Regions from separate parts of the Homo sapiens genome. Here region 2 is linked to region 1. Evidence: chromatin contacts called from ENCODE Hi-C or POLR2A ChIA-PET data. All regions are on one chromosome and are shown on one strand. The core of a region is the stretch at or near the end of the contact, and the rest is flanking DNA. Distances in the headings are between cores, read along the strand shown.

Region 1 (6,149 bases), core at 1,976-4,475:
ATTTCAATTATACATCAAGTATGTGTGTGTGCATTTATATTTCTCTGTTGAGAATCCCTTTCTTTTCACTCATTAAGACCACTTTTTTGGCCAGGTGCAGTGGCTCATGCCTGTAATCCCAGCACTCTGAGAGGCCAAGGTGGGTGGATCACTTGAGATCAGGAGTTCGAGACCAATCTGGCCAACATGGTGAAACCCCGTCTCTACTAAAAATATAAAAATTAGCTGGGTGTGGTGGTGGGCACCTGTCGTCTTAGCTACTCGGGAGGCTGAGGTGAGAGAATCACTTGAATCTGGGAGGCGGAGGTTGCAGTGAGCTGAGATCGCACCACCACACTCCAACCTGGGTGACAGAGTAAGACTCCAACTCAAAAAAAAAAAAAAAAAAGCCACTGTTTCCGAAGTCTTTGCTAAATCCAACATGCCAACATGCATGCCACTGAGTCAGTTGCTGTTGTTTGCCTTTTTTGTTTTCCTGAGTGTAAGTCACATTTTCCTGTTTTGGTGCAGCTTGGAAACTGGGTTTTTTTCGTGCTCCTCTGATGATTGCTGTATTTATTCTGCTGGGGGGTCGTTTGCCTGTTTCAGCCGCACATTCTGTCTCCTCCACAGTGCCGAGCAGCAGAAACCTCTGCTCCGCTCCCACAGCTCCCACTCATGGCTTTTCTCAGTGTGGCTCCCAGGGGTCCCCTGCAGCTATCACTGGGCAGTCATCCAAGGATTGGGAAGTTTACATTCAGATTTTGGTGCTCACTTTTCGATGGTTCCCTTGCTTCTGTGGATTTTCCCCTAAATTTTCAGCTGCTCTACCAGGCTTGGACTCTGTTCTCTGATACCTCAAGGCAGTAAGACTTTTCACTTTCTGCTGGCTGCGCTGTATACAGGTTGGGAAATTCACTCACTGTTCAAAAAGCAGGACACTCACATATTTTACCCAGTCCAGAGCTGCTCTGTCTTTCGAGGGTAACTTATCTCCAGTTCCTGCCTGTTTTTTTTCACCAGGCCCTCTAGCATTGGAATATTTGGACAGAATCTGTGCTCGGGTTTCGGGCCTGAGGCCTCCTGCAGTTATCTCACTGCCAGGATGTCCCCTTTGATGCTCCAGCTGCCCTTACAGTTCTGAACTCTACTCTCTACCACCTGCTCCAGCCTCGGGGGTGTGAGAGTGCTGCCATGATTCTTACCTCTTCTCTTTGCCATTTTTCAAGAGTAAACTTTTTTTCCGGCTTTTGTCTTTCTAAGACACTTTCCAGGGGCTTTACATACTTTTTTTTTTTTTTAATACTTTGTCTAGATTCCATAATTGCTATCTGCAGGACAATTCATGCAGCCACGTCATACCACTGCCATTACAGGAAGTTTCTCCCACTGCACTCTTTTGAAAACCTAGGCTGGCCACAGGCGGTGGCTCACACCTGCAATTCCAACACTTTTGGAGGTTGAGGCAAGTGGATCACTTGAAGTCAGGAGTTTGAGACCAGTCTGGCCAACATGGTGAAACCCCGTCTCTACTAAAAATACAAAAATTAGCTGGGTGTGGTGGCACGTGCCCTGTAATCCCAGCTACTGGGGAGGCTGAGGCAGGAGAATCACTTGAACCTGGGAGGCGGAGGTTGCAGTGAGCTGAGATGGTGCCACTGCACTCCAGCCTGGGCGACGAAGCAACACTCCGTCTCAAAAAAAAAAAAAGAAAAGAAAACCTATGCTAGAGCATGTCACTCTCCATGCTGACAGCCCTTCCAAAGTTTCCCATTGCACTGAAGATCAAGTAAAAATTCCCTAGTGAGGCCTACAACACCATACAATAAATAATGTAGGGATTATTTCAAGGTTAAAAATTCCTGTAGAGACCCCCTAAGGTTGAAACCTGATTTTTCTTTGTAATATCGCCTAAAGAAGTCTGTGCCAAGGTGGGATCTTTTCCTTCTCCCCCTCTTTCCTGAAGCCTGGCACACACTGAACCCAGAAGTCAGAGGGGGCATTTGGGAATGCAGCCGTGGTGGAGTGAGAGACAGAAACACTTTGGGCACAGTGAGGCCAGGAGGGACCCCACTTGGCGCTGCAAATGGTCAGAGTCTGTCTGGTGGATGCGCTGCCAACAGGAGCCACAGCCCCTTCCACAGCCTGGACCCTCCAGGGGCTGAAGAAAAGAAAAGAAAAGGTTGAACTCAAAGAGGGAGGGAAACCCAGGGGTTAAAGGCATCAGGGGAAATAGTTCAGGGGCCAGAGAGTCTAGAGGAGAGGGCCTAGCCACAAAGGGCACCCAAGGATCTAGAAGGAAGACCCAGGTTGGGGACGGGTGAAGCCAGCCCTCCCAGGGCTTCCCACCTCCTCTCATAGGGTGGGCAGCTATGGCACAACCCTGAAATAAAGACTGTTTCCATGTCCTCCTGGGTCCTGTTTTTTCCGGGTGGTGTGGAGGACGGATGATGAATTGCAAGGAAGAATTATTATAGACTGTTCCATTCTTCCATTTTCACTCTCGAGAACATTTTACAAACTAAAAACTAAATATAAACTAAGGTCTATAGCTCTCCCACAACCATTAAACCAAAACAAGTTTACAAATTAAAACCACACAAAACTACTAAGCCAATTAAATTCATATTAGCAATATTAACGTGGTGGATGATATTTTGCTGAAACTAAATCACTGTCTATCCTGTGACCCTGGCAATCCTGCCACATGCCACACTGCCAGTTCCTCAGCCTTTAACATGCCCACACTACAGGTCAATGACAACTTATTTCTCTCCCTCCGAATCTCTAGGGCTCCTTTGTCTGGGCTGCAGGCCCCAACATCCCTGGGACTTCACTCAGCAGGAATGCTTCGTGCGTCCAGTCGCCTGCTCTGTCCCTGCTCTGTGGCAGTGAGAGCAGCAGCCGAGGCTGGGGTGTTAGTCATTCCTTTGACTCCTTCACCAATTCCCCCATTTACTGCCTCCAGGGCAGAGTGGATACAGCCCAGAACGATAAAGGGAGTTGAAATGCTGCCTGTCTGGAAAGCCAAGCTTTCCCCACAAGGCCAGGCTTTGTTGAGCAAGGAGAGGATGTGTGACTTCTGACCAGACAGAGCCTGGAGGACTTTGAATGTACAACCATCAAAACAAGCAAACAAACAAAAGCCATAGAGGAGAGAAAAATACACGCTGGTGATGATGTAGGAGTCTTCTCACCTTTGAAAGAGGAAGTGAAGGTGTGAACAGCTGCAGTGGGGGCTATTTGGAAGGCAGGAAGCCCAAAGTCAAAAGATTCGTGGAGCTGGAGAGAAGCACTTCCTCTCCGGTCCCTGTCCCCTTCTGGGTTCTAAATGGGAAACAGGGACCTGACTGCCCAAGGCCTGCCAGGAAGAGCCAGGCAAGCCTTCATAGAAGTCCTCCGTGTTCCTCAGGGTGCAGGACAGCCAACCAGCAGAGTAGAGAAGTCCATGCAGGTGGCCTGATCTCAGCAGTGAGGGAAAGTGGGCTAGGTGGCTGAGCCCCAAGGGAGCCGAGTGGGCCTTGCCCTGGGGCACAGGGTCCCAGGGTGAGAACCAAGGAAGGGCCTCTGCAGTGGGGCCGGCCCCTGACACCCAGATGAGCCACACCACGGGCAGGTCAGGAGACACTTGCCTGAAGCCTGGTCCCTGGGGCCAGAAGGGGTGAGGTCAGGAAATTTGGGGAATTTGAGCATTTACCCCCTAGGGGATAATCTTTAACTAGAGATGAATGAGTTGCCTTGAAGTGGTCAGATAAGCGTTTTGCTGCCAGCGGCCAAAACAGGTTCGGGTGAGGACAGTTACGGGGAAATAAAGTGATATTTCTGCACATTAGGGTTGTGGCTGTAAATTACACCCCATCACATGCGGTGGCTTCCTTGTGCCAGCAGGATGGGCCGGGACTAAAGCTGAGTCTATGGAGGCAGCCAGAGGGGTCAGGATGCACTTTGAAAAAAAAAAAAAAAATCACCAGGCAGTTTTGGGCGTTTGGGAGGGGGTGAAGTAGTGAAAAAAAAAATCATCAACGCTGAAATACAAAATACAATCATCAGGAAACACCCTGGGTAGGAGGGGCGCCGTCTGTAGATCCCTTGAGGAACTCGGACCACCGCCCGCGCCTCCTCCGCGCGGTGGCCCATCGCCCAGCTCCAGCCTCTGAATCCTTCACAGGAGCCGTGCTCTTCTCTACTCCAAGCCCCTGCACAGGCTCTTCGCTCGGCCTGGCATGGGCTGTGTCTGGGTTCAGGTCTCAGTTTACAGCTCACTTACCCGAGGCTTGCCTGAGATCTTTCCTGGTCGCCCGTGGTTTCCCCAAAGCGCCACTCCATGGCTGTTCAGCCAGTGCCGACCGACAGGGGGAGCCCAGTCAACGTGAGAGGCAGGAAGGAATGGCGGGAACGGGGCCCGCAGGGCTGAGGTCAGGCAGAGACGTGACTCAAAGGTCCTGATTTCAAGTCCTAGCTCTGTCACTTTTTAGCTCTGTGAACTTAGCCAAGACTAACTTCTCCGGGTCCCAACTGCTTCCTCTGTAAAATGGACACTCAACACACCAAGACGAATCTATCCAGTTTTCCTGAGCACAAGCTGTGCCTTAAAATCCCGCGCCTGCCCCGTGGGAGCTCATGGGCTACTGAAGGTGACAGATAGGGAAACATACACGTAGGGACATGTAGGAAGGGCTGTGCTGGAAGCACACACAGGTAGTGGGGGAACACAAAGGAGGGAGAGTGGGTGGGTGGAGAGTGGGGAAGACGTCAGAGAGGACTTCAAAGAGGAGAAGAGGGTAGCTGAGCTCTGGCATACAGGTGGACAGAGGTTTGCTGTGGGTTAGGGGGGAAGATTCTAGGCAGAGACATCATGGCGGCAAAGGCCCCAGGGCTGCAGGAGCAGGGCGTTCTGGGAATGGCAAGTGCATCCACCTGGCTGGAGGGCAGGGTGTGTGCCACAAGGCACAGCGGACTCCAGTCACCTGTCATCCATCATCCATAGCCAATCTTGTTTCCTCCACACCCCATTCACACCCTATCCCCAATCCCAGACAGATGCATCTCATCTGTAAATATTTCTCTATGCATCTAAGCAACAAAGACTTAAAAAACCAAAACCACAATGCTATTATCACACCTAAACAAATAACAAGTCCTTCATATCATATTTAGTCAGTGCTTCCATTTTGATTGTCCCTTAATTTCTTTTTTTCAGTTTGTTTAGTTTACAGGAACCAAGCACGGTTCATAATGGGATTGATTTATATGTCTCTTGAGTCTCTTGTTAATAGGTTTTCCCTTCTTCTATGTATTTTTTCTTTCAATATATTTATTGGAGAAACCAGGTGGCTCGTCCTGCGGGGTTTCCAACCGTCTGGATTTTTCTGATTGCATTTTCCTGGTGTTAAAGGCTCATCTGCCCTTTGAATTTCCCATAAACTGGTAGTTAGATCCAGAGCAGTACCACCCAATAGTAAATCATGTGAGCCACAAGTGCAAGTCACATATGTAATTTTAGATTTTCAGGTAGTAACATTTTAAAAAGCAAAAAGAAATGGATGAAATTAATTGTATCTTACTTAACTCAATATATTCAAAATATTATCATTCTAACGTCATCAATATAAAAATTAATACAAAAGAATTTACATTCTTTTTTGTACAAAGTCTCTGCAGTTCAGTGTGGATTGTGTTCATAGCACATCTCAATGTGGATTAGCCACTGTTCAATGACTTCAGAACTCCATGTGGCTGGTGTCTGCTGTCTTTGGACAGCACGGATAGATGCTTCATTATATTCAGGGTCAAACTTATGCCAAGGCTATTTCAAAGGTGTGTGCTTTTCCATCAGGAGGCATCAGGTGTCTGGTTGCCTGCCTTTCTGTGCCATTGATGAGCATTGTCTTAGACGTGCTCATTATTTAGGAGTTGCGAAGAGCTGACAGCCTAATTCTATGATCCCTTCTGAATCTTTTTACTTGGAATATTTATATAAGAGAAACTTCCCTTCACCAACTATCCAGTTAACTAGTGTGTACAATGCATATAGCAAAGGTAAGTAAATGTTGCTTTCTTTTATGTAACAGTTCTCATAGGGTGAGAGCTGTGTTTAGGACAGGTCAGGTGCTTGCCATGTGGAGAGTGGGCTAGAGGGCACAAGAGTAGCTGAAGAGCGCCTGGGGAGG
Region 2 (6,175 bases), core at 2,230-4,729, 53 kb before region 1:
GCTTTGAGAACGGGTCCCAGGGGCGGCGGGGGGAGGGGGAGAACCGAGTTTGTTTACTGACCTGAGCTCCAGGCTGGGGGCTAGGGAGGAGGAAAGTCCTGTCCCCGGCCCCGAGGCACATCTGCAACCGCCCGGAACATCTGGCTGAGCTCGCGCACGAGCTCCACGCCTCCCACCCCCGGGGCTGAAGTGCCTCGGTGTCCCTCAAGGCCCTGGGCGTGCAGGGTCCGGCTCCAGGGGGTTAGCAGGAGGGATCTCGAGTGCTCCCACCCACCCTTCCCACTTCCAAAACAACCCGTCTCCCGGGTGACCCGGCGCCGCGTGCGCAGCCAAGCAGACGTCTCTCGAAAGCCTCACGGCTGGGGTCAAAGCCGGGTGGCAGGCCCGGCCTCGCCCCGCCCCGCAGGTAACCTTGAAGCCGTCGCTCGGCGTCCCTGGTTGGCGGGGTCAGCTCCGTGAGCTGCGTGGCGGGAGGCTTCGGGACCCGCCCGTGCCGACCTTGCGCGCCGCGCGGACAATCGGCCCCGGTGCACGGTGCCCGTGGGGCGTCGGGGTAGGGGGGACCCCGCAAGTCCTCGCCGGGCCGGCGTGGCCTGGTCCCAGCGGCCGGCTTTCCAGAGTCCTCCACAGACCGGGCCTATGACCATCTGTTGGCGGCGCTGGGCTGCGGCGCTGCGCTCGTGGTGTTCTCCCTGTGCACAGCCCCAGGCGGCCGCCTCCCGGGCCCGCTGCAGGCAGGGTAGCTCGGACCAACTTCGAGGAGGTGACCGCTCGCTCTCCAAAGGTGCTACGCCTGGCGCGGCCCACTACGCGCCCGGCCCCAAGCAAGGGGCCGGGCAGGTCAGGGCGGCCCACGGCAAGTGTCCTATAGAACGACCAGGACACAGGGGGCACTCCCTCGACACGTCGTCCCATCCCCAGACGGAGAAGCGGGGGCCCAGGAAGAGGACTTGACCCCAGCCCGCGACGCAGGAGGCAGCCGCGATTCCCCCCTCCTCGAGCCCCGGCTTAGCGCCCCCTGGCGGGCTGGGGGCTTCAGGAGGCGCGTGCACCCTGACCCGCGAGCTCAGGCGGAAGGTGACCCCGTGGCCTGCGCGGCTGTCCCGGGCGCTCGTACAAGGGACAGGAACAGTCCGTCAGGACCCAGAGGCTCGGGCCAGGCGCTGCCTCCCCGCGCGACGAGCTTGGGCGGCGGAGGGAGAGCCTTGGGACAGCCGGGGCTGCACCGAAAGAGCTGGGCGGGGCTGGAGGCCTGGGTCCCCGTCCGCTGTGCGACCTAGGGGGCTCCTCCTCTCCCTGGGAGACCAGGCTGGACACAGATCCCCCGCTGTGAGTCCGCGCGCCTCCGTCCTCTTGCAGCCCCCGCCCCCTCCCCACCCAGGAATGCCGGGTGCCTTCGGGGGGCGGCGCACTTTGGGAGAGGGGAAGACGGTGACTGGAGTTTTGATTCCCCCCTCCATATCCAGCGGATATTTTTCTCGTTCTGAGAAGTGCAAGAAACTTGCAGGACCAGGAAGACAAAGGATTTGGATACAGGCTGGGTGGGAGGACGGGACTGGGTTACACCGAGAACCCCTCTGAGACCCCCAGCCTTGACGGCATGTTTGTCGCAGGCGCCCCTGTGCTGGGCGCTAGCTGCGGGGCTCTGCGGAGGAAAAAAACTGTACGATCCAGGCTTCTCCTCGCCTTCCTGTGGGTTTTGCCGACAGGCTCCAGAAAACAGTGGGGCTTCCCATCTCTGCGTGCTGACTACCCACGCGCAGGAACGCGCCACGCAGGTGGCGTCGCGGTGCAAATAGCAGAGGGGCGCTGAGCCCCGCAGGCTGCAGGGAGACGGGGTCCTCGGGGGACGCACGGCGAAGCCCCATTCCTCGTTCTTATGGAAGGGGACACCGAGGCTGGGGTGGCTGAGGGCTTGCCCAAGCTCACAGAGCCAGATAAGAACGTCCCTTTTCTGCTCCAGCGCCCCCACTACCGTGGGCGCCTCCTTTTCCAACTCCCCAAACCCTTAGAAAGGAATCCCTTTGTCTCTGCTCCTCCCGAGGGGAGAGGGGCTGGGGCTGTGTCTGACTCCGGGCGAACGCCAGGTGTTGGTAAATTTGGGAGAAGCTGGGAAGGGAGTTAATGAGGTGAGAATGAAGTGAAGGAGAAAAAAAGCGGAGATAGCTGCTCCGCGGGCTGCGGGCGGGCGGGGCAGCCTCTCCTCCGCGGCCCGAGGGCGCCGCCTGGAGGCCAGAGGCAACACCGCGCCAGCCCCGCGAGCTTCCCCGCTTCGCTAAGGCGGGGCTGCCCAGTCCCAGCCCGCATGCTTCCACTCCCACCCTCCAAAGTGGAGCGGCTAAAGACGGACTTGGAGACTCGGAATCCTCACTGTACAAAGAGCCCTACCATCCCGTTTCCCATCCTCCCCTTCCCACACCGAGAAAGCAGGGCCCCGAGCAAGCCCCATTTCCTGATTTCGCCGGACACCCGGCTTGCCGCTCCCTAGCTGAACCCCACCTCTGTGCCTCAGTTTCCTCATCTGTGAGATGAGGCAGCGATAGTGCCTATCTCACGGGGTGCTGGGAGGAGCAGATGCGATCGTGTTAGGGAACTTTTTTTGTTTGTCTGTTTGTTTGAGACGGAGTTTCGCTCTTGTCGCCCAGGCTAGAGTGCAGTGGCGCAATCTCCGCTCGCTGCAACCTCCGCCTCCCGGGTTCAAGCGGTTCTCCTGCCTCAGCCTCCCGAGTAGCTGGGATTACAGGCGCCCGCCACCACGCCCGGCTAATTTTTTGTATTCGTAGTAGAGACGGGGTTTTGCCATGTTGGGCAGGCTGGTCTCGAGCTCCTGACCTCAGGTGACCCGCCCGCCTCGACCTCCCAAAGTGCTGGGATTACAGGCGTGAGCCACCCTGCCCGGCCAGGGAACGTTCTTTATAAAAGCGGAATTGTGCCCGAATTGCCCCAGCTTACTGAGGAGGTAAACTGAAACACGTTTGGGAAGGAGAATTGCCGAGGCCCTATTAACTAATGCTCAATATTGCAGGGATAAGCCCCAGCTCCGGGTCCTCGACTCTGCTGCCTCGCCTGGACTCCTGATTCCTCATTCCTCTCCTTTCCGTCCCAGGTTGCGTCTGTCCGGGTTTCCCCCTCTGTCTCCGTGGCTCTCAGCCTTGTCCTCTGAGCGTCCTTCTCCCTCTCGCTGTGTCTGCCCGGTCTCTCCTGGGTCTCCGGTTCTGCCGCCTCCTGTCCCTCCTTCCGGCTGCCCCGGCCAGAGGGGCTCGAAGGCGCGTTGGGGCCCGGGGCCACGCTGGGAGACACGCCTTCGGCCGCGCCTAATTCGAGCCAGGCGCGGGACGCGTCCCCCGGCCGGGCGGAGCGGGAGGGGACGCCCGCCGCGCTCGGCCTCCCCGGGCCCCGACCCCTCCTTTGTAATTTGAATAAAACGCCTCCCCCGCCCGCGCGCCGCCTTAACCCGCCGCCTCCGCTCTCCCCGGCTGCAGGCGGCGTGCAGGACCAGCGGCGGCCGTGCAGGCGGAGGACTTCGGCGCGGCTCCTCCTGGGTGTGACCCCGGGCGCGCCCGCCGCGCGACGATGAGGGCGCGGCCGCAGGTCTGCGAGGCGCTGCTCTTCGCCCTGGCGCTCCAGACCGGCGTGTGCTATGGCATCAAGTGGCTGTGAGTAGGGACCCCGCGTCCACGCGCACAGGCCAGGGACTGGGGCGGCGGAGGGCGTTTTGGGGTCCCCTGGATGGGGCGAGCGCACCAAGACCCGGGAGCCTAAGCTGGCTTGGCGGTCGTGGGCAAGTCATCCCTCAGCCTCTGTTTCCTCCTCTGTAAAATGTCCCTGCCTCCCGCAGGCTTGCGAAAAGGGAGTGAGACGGGCGTGGACCACAATGGAAGCGCCTGGTCCTGTGCAGCTGACGGTGGCGCAAGGGCCACGGAGTTTCTGGCCACCTCCGCAGGGGCAGATGGAAAAAGACATTCTGTTCAGGGGGCGCAATCCAGAGCGGCCAGCCCAGGAGCGGTCCTTGTCCGTCAGTCTCCTTGACCCTAGCGGGAGTTCCGCTGAGACACTCCTGACCCCTCCACCTGGGCGACCTTGGGAAAGTGTCACTCTACTTCTTGGGGCCTCCTTGTCCTCCTCTGTCACGGGAGGGTGAGACTCCCCACCTCCCTCAAATCAGATGAGAAGAGGCTCCTGAAAGGACCTCAGAAGCTGTCAGATGCCACTGTGCACATGTGCAGGGCATTCCTTTAGATAGAAATTATTCACGCAGGGGTAGGAGGGAGAGAGAGGCTTGGTGCCGAGCTGAAGGGAGTGCCTGCTCAGGGGGCTGGGGGTGGTGAAGAGAGGAGTAAACACCAGCCCCTTCCCGGAGGAGCTGCGCTCTAAGTTGAGAGAGATAAGCCCAGGCTGTAAATAACTCCACAAGTGTCCAAGTGCCCGAGGAGAAACCAGAGCGGGAATCTGGAGGCCTAGAGGAAGGAAGCCCACCTGGTGGGGACACAGATGTGAGACACCGGGAAGCTTTTCCGAGGCTGTGCCTCTGGTGACTGAAGCGCTGCTGGGAGTTGGCTGGTTCGGGCAATGGAGAGGACGCTGTGGGCAGAGGGGCTCCCTGAGAGGGAAAGTCCAGGACAGGACAAGGGTCTGGAATCTGGGGCCAGGGCAGGGAGCCTGCAGATAAGACAGCAGGGGGCAGGTTGTGGGGGCTGGGGAGGGCGCTGCAAAGGGTTTGTGAATTAGTTGGAAGACAGGGTGATAGTGGCTGCGCCGCCAGCAAACAGTCTGGAGGTCACTGGCCCTGCCCCTTCTCAGGCCAAGTTATTGATTAATTGACGATTCGAGGAGGGAACCCCGTCTTCCTGCCTTTCTTGTTTACAAGAAGCCTGGTCTCAGCAATCTCCCAGCCCTGGGCACTAGCTTTTCCCAGCTGTCCCTGAGGAGTTCTGTGAGAAACCAGCCACCTTCCTTTTGCAATGGGGTACCCAGCACTGTTCCAGCTGGCAGGGACCTCCGATCAGCGAGTCCAAGCTCTCTCATCCACCGCCACCATTTTACAGATAAGGATACTAAGGTCCAGGGAAGGAGAGGATTGGCTGAAGGAGCGTCAGAGGCCTTGCAGTGGGCTTGGGTGTCATTTGCCGCCCATAAGAGTCCTGTGGGGTCACTGCCATCATCCCTGCTCCACAGTGGGAACACCGAGACCCTGCAAAGGGCATGATGCACGCAAGCCCCCACGCTGGCCTGTGGTGGGATGGACGGCTGGCTAAACCTGACGTCCATGTCCTCTGTCCCCACTGCAAAGTCAGGCTGCCACAGAAATGGGTACAACTCATTGTGTGCCTTAAATAAGCCCCCAGGCTCTTGGGGGAGATGGACATATAGAAATACAAAGTGGACTATGGTCTGTGTCCTAGCAGAGGGAGCATGGCAGCCCAGAGGAGGAGTGATCAGTTCTATCTAAGGGAGATGCATAGGCCAGGATTGGAAGGACAGGGAGGATTTGGATGGTCAGAGACGGAGTGCAAAGCAGGCGTCCTAGGCGGGAGGCACAGCACGAGCAGAAGCCTGGAGGCCGAACAGCGCATGCGGGGAGACCTGGAGAAACCAGGCACCACAAGAGCCTACTCCTAAGTGCCCCAGACGCTGCTCCGAGAGCTTGGGTCATGTAAGTTAGATCATACTGCACTCCTATGAGAAACTGATAGTCTAGCAATAGGGGATTAAAGTCTTGCTAGAGTTTAAGATAGAGGGGGAGGTGGGAAAAGGGGTGGAGTTTAAGAATAACAACGATCTGTGTATGCATGTGTATATATAGATACACGTGTGTAGGCCACGTGCATATATCTATGTATATGTACATATATGTCTACACACACATGGCCTCACTTTGTGCTAGGTGCCGTTCTAAGTGCCTTATGTATATTGTTCCATTTAAATATCCCAACCACCCTGTGAGGTGGGTGCTGCTATTACCCCCGTTGCACAGAAGAGGAAACAGAGACTGGGGCACACAGAGATGGGGGACTCTACCTAGCAGGGTGTCACAGCTCAGAGGTAGTAGAGGCAGGATTTGAGTTAAGCTGCCTAGCTCTGTGGACTGTTGGGCACAGGGAGCCCCAGCACAGCTGGGAGCAGGGAAGTGTTCAGTGAGGCTGGAAAGCCGGGGACTCACCCAGGAGCCTCCGCT

Evidence for each region. Hi-C counts contacts between places; a loop is a spot of excess contacts on that map. ChIA-PET counts read pairs that join two places held with the same protein, here RNA polymerase II (POLR2A). Pooled maps may share reads with other maps.
Region 2: a loop to region 1 is called in a map of PC-9, with 9 times the contacts of the local background. The contact joins the promoter of WNT11 here to the enhancer-like site in region 1. A Hi-C loop is called at or near these places in 10 of 168 maps with a recorded cell type or tissue (Caco-2, GM12878, HepG2 and 7 more), 13 of 37 single-sample maps with no recorded cell type and 16 of 50 pooled maps. POLR2A ChIA-PET finds 5 or more read pairs at or near these places in 2 of 52 experiments (B cell and Panc1).

Annotation. Positions count from the first base shown.
Region 1 is chr11:76,150,532-76,156,680 of GRCh38, reverse strand. No RefSeq gene overlaps it. Among named protein-coding and RNA genes, the nearest start is that of WNT11, 53 kb to the left of the region's middle. RefSeq lists enhancers at 3,143-3,202, 4,103-4,192, 3,844-4,724. Within about 2 kb of position 3,225, at least 13 of the 41 ENCODE cell types and tissues checked have a DNase peak (open chromatin) inside an H3K27ac peak, as active enhancers do; they include GM12878, PC-9, Panc1 and 2 more, where a contact is called at or near this core.
Region 2 is chr11:76,203,806-76,209,980 of GRCh38, reverse strand. It overlaps WNT11 (Wnt family member 11), which reads left to right and starts at 3,479. Exons shown (of 5, transcript NM_004626.3): 1 at 3,479-3,656. The coding sequence starts at 3,574. LOC112268079 (a long non-coding RNA gene) reads right to left here and starts at 154. Exons shown (of 2, transcript XR_002957259.1): 1 at 62-154. RefSeq lists enhancers at 1-353, 686-735, 354-1,020, 2,355-3,022 and silencers at 2,127-2,346, 3,327-3,566.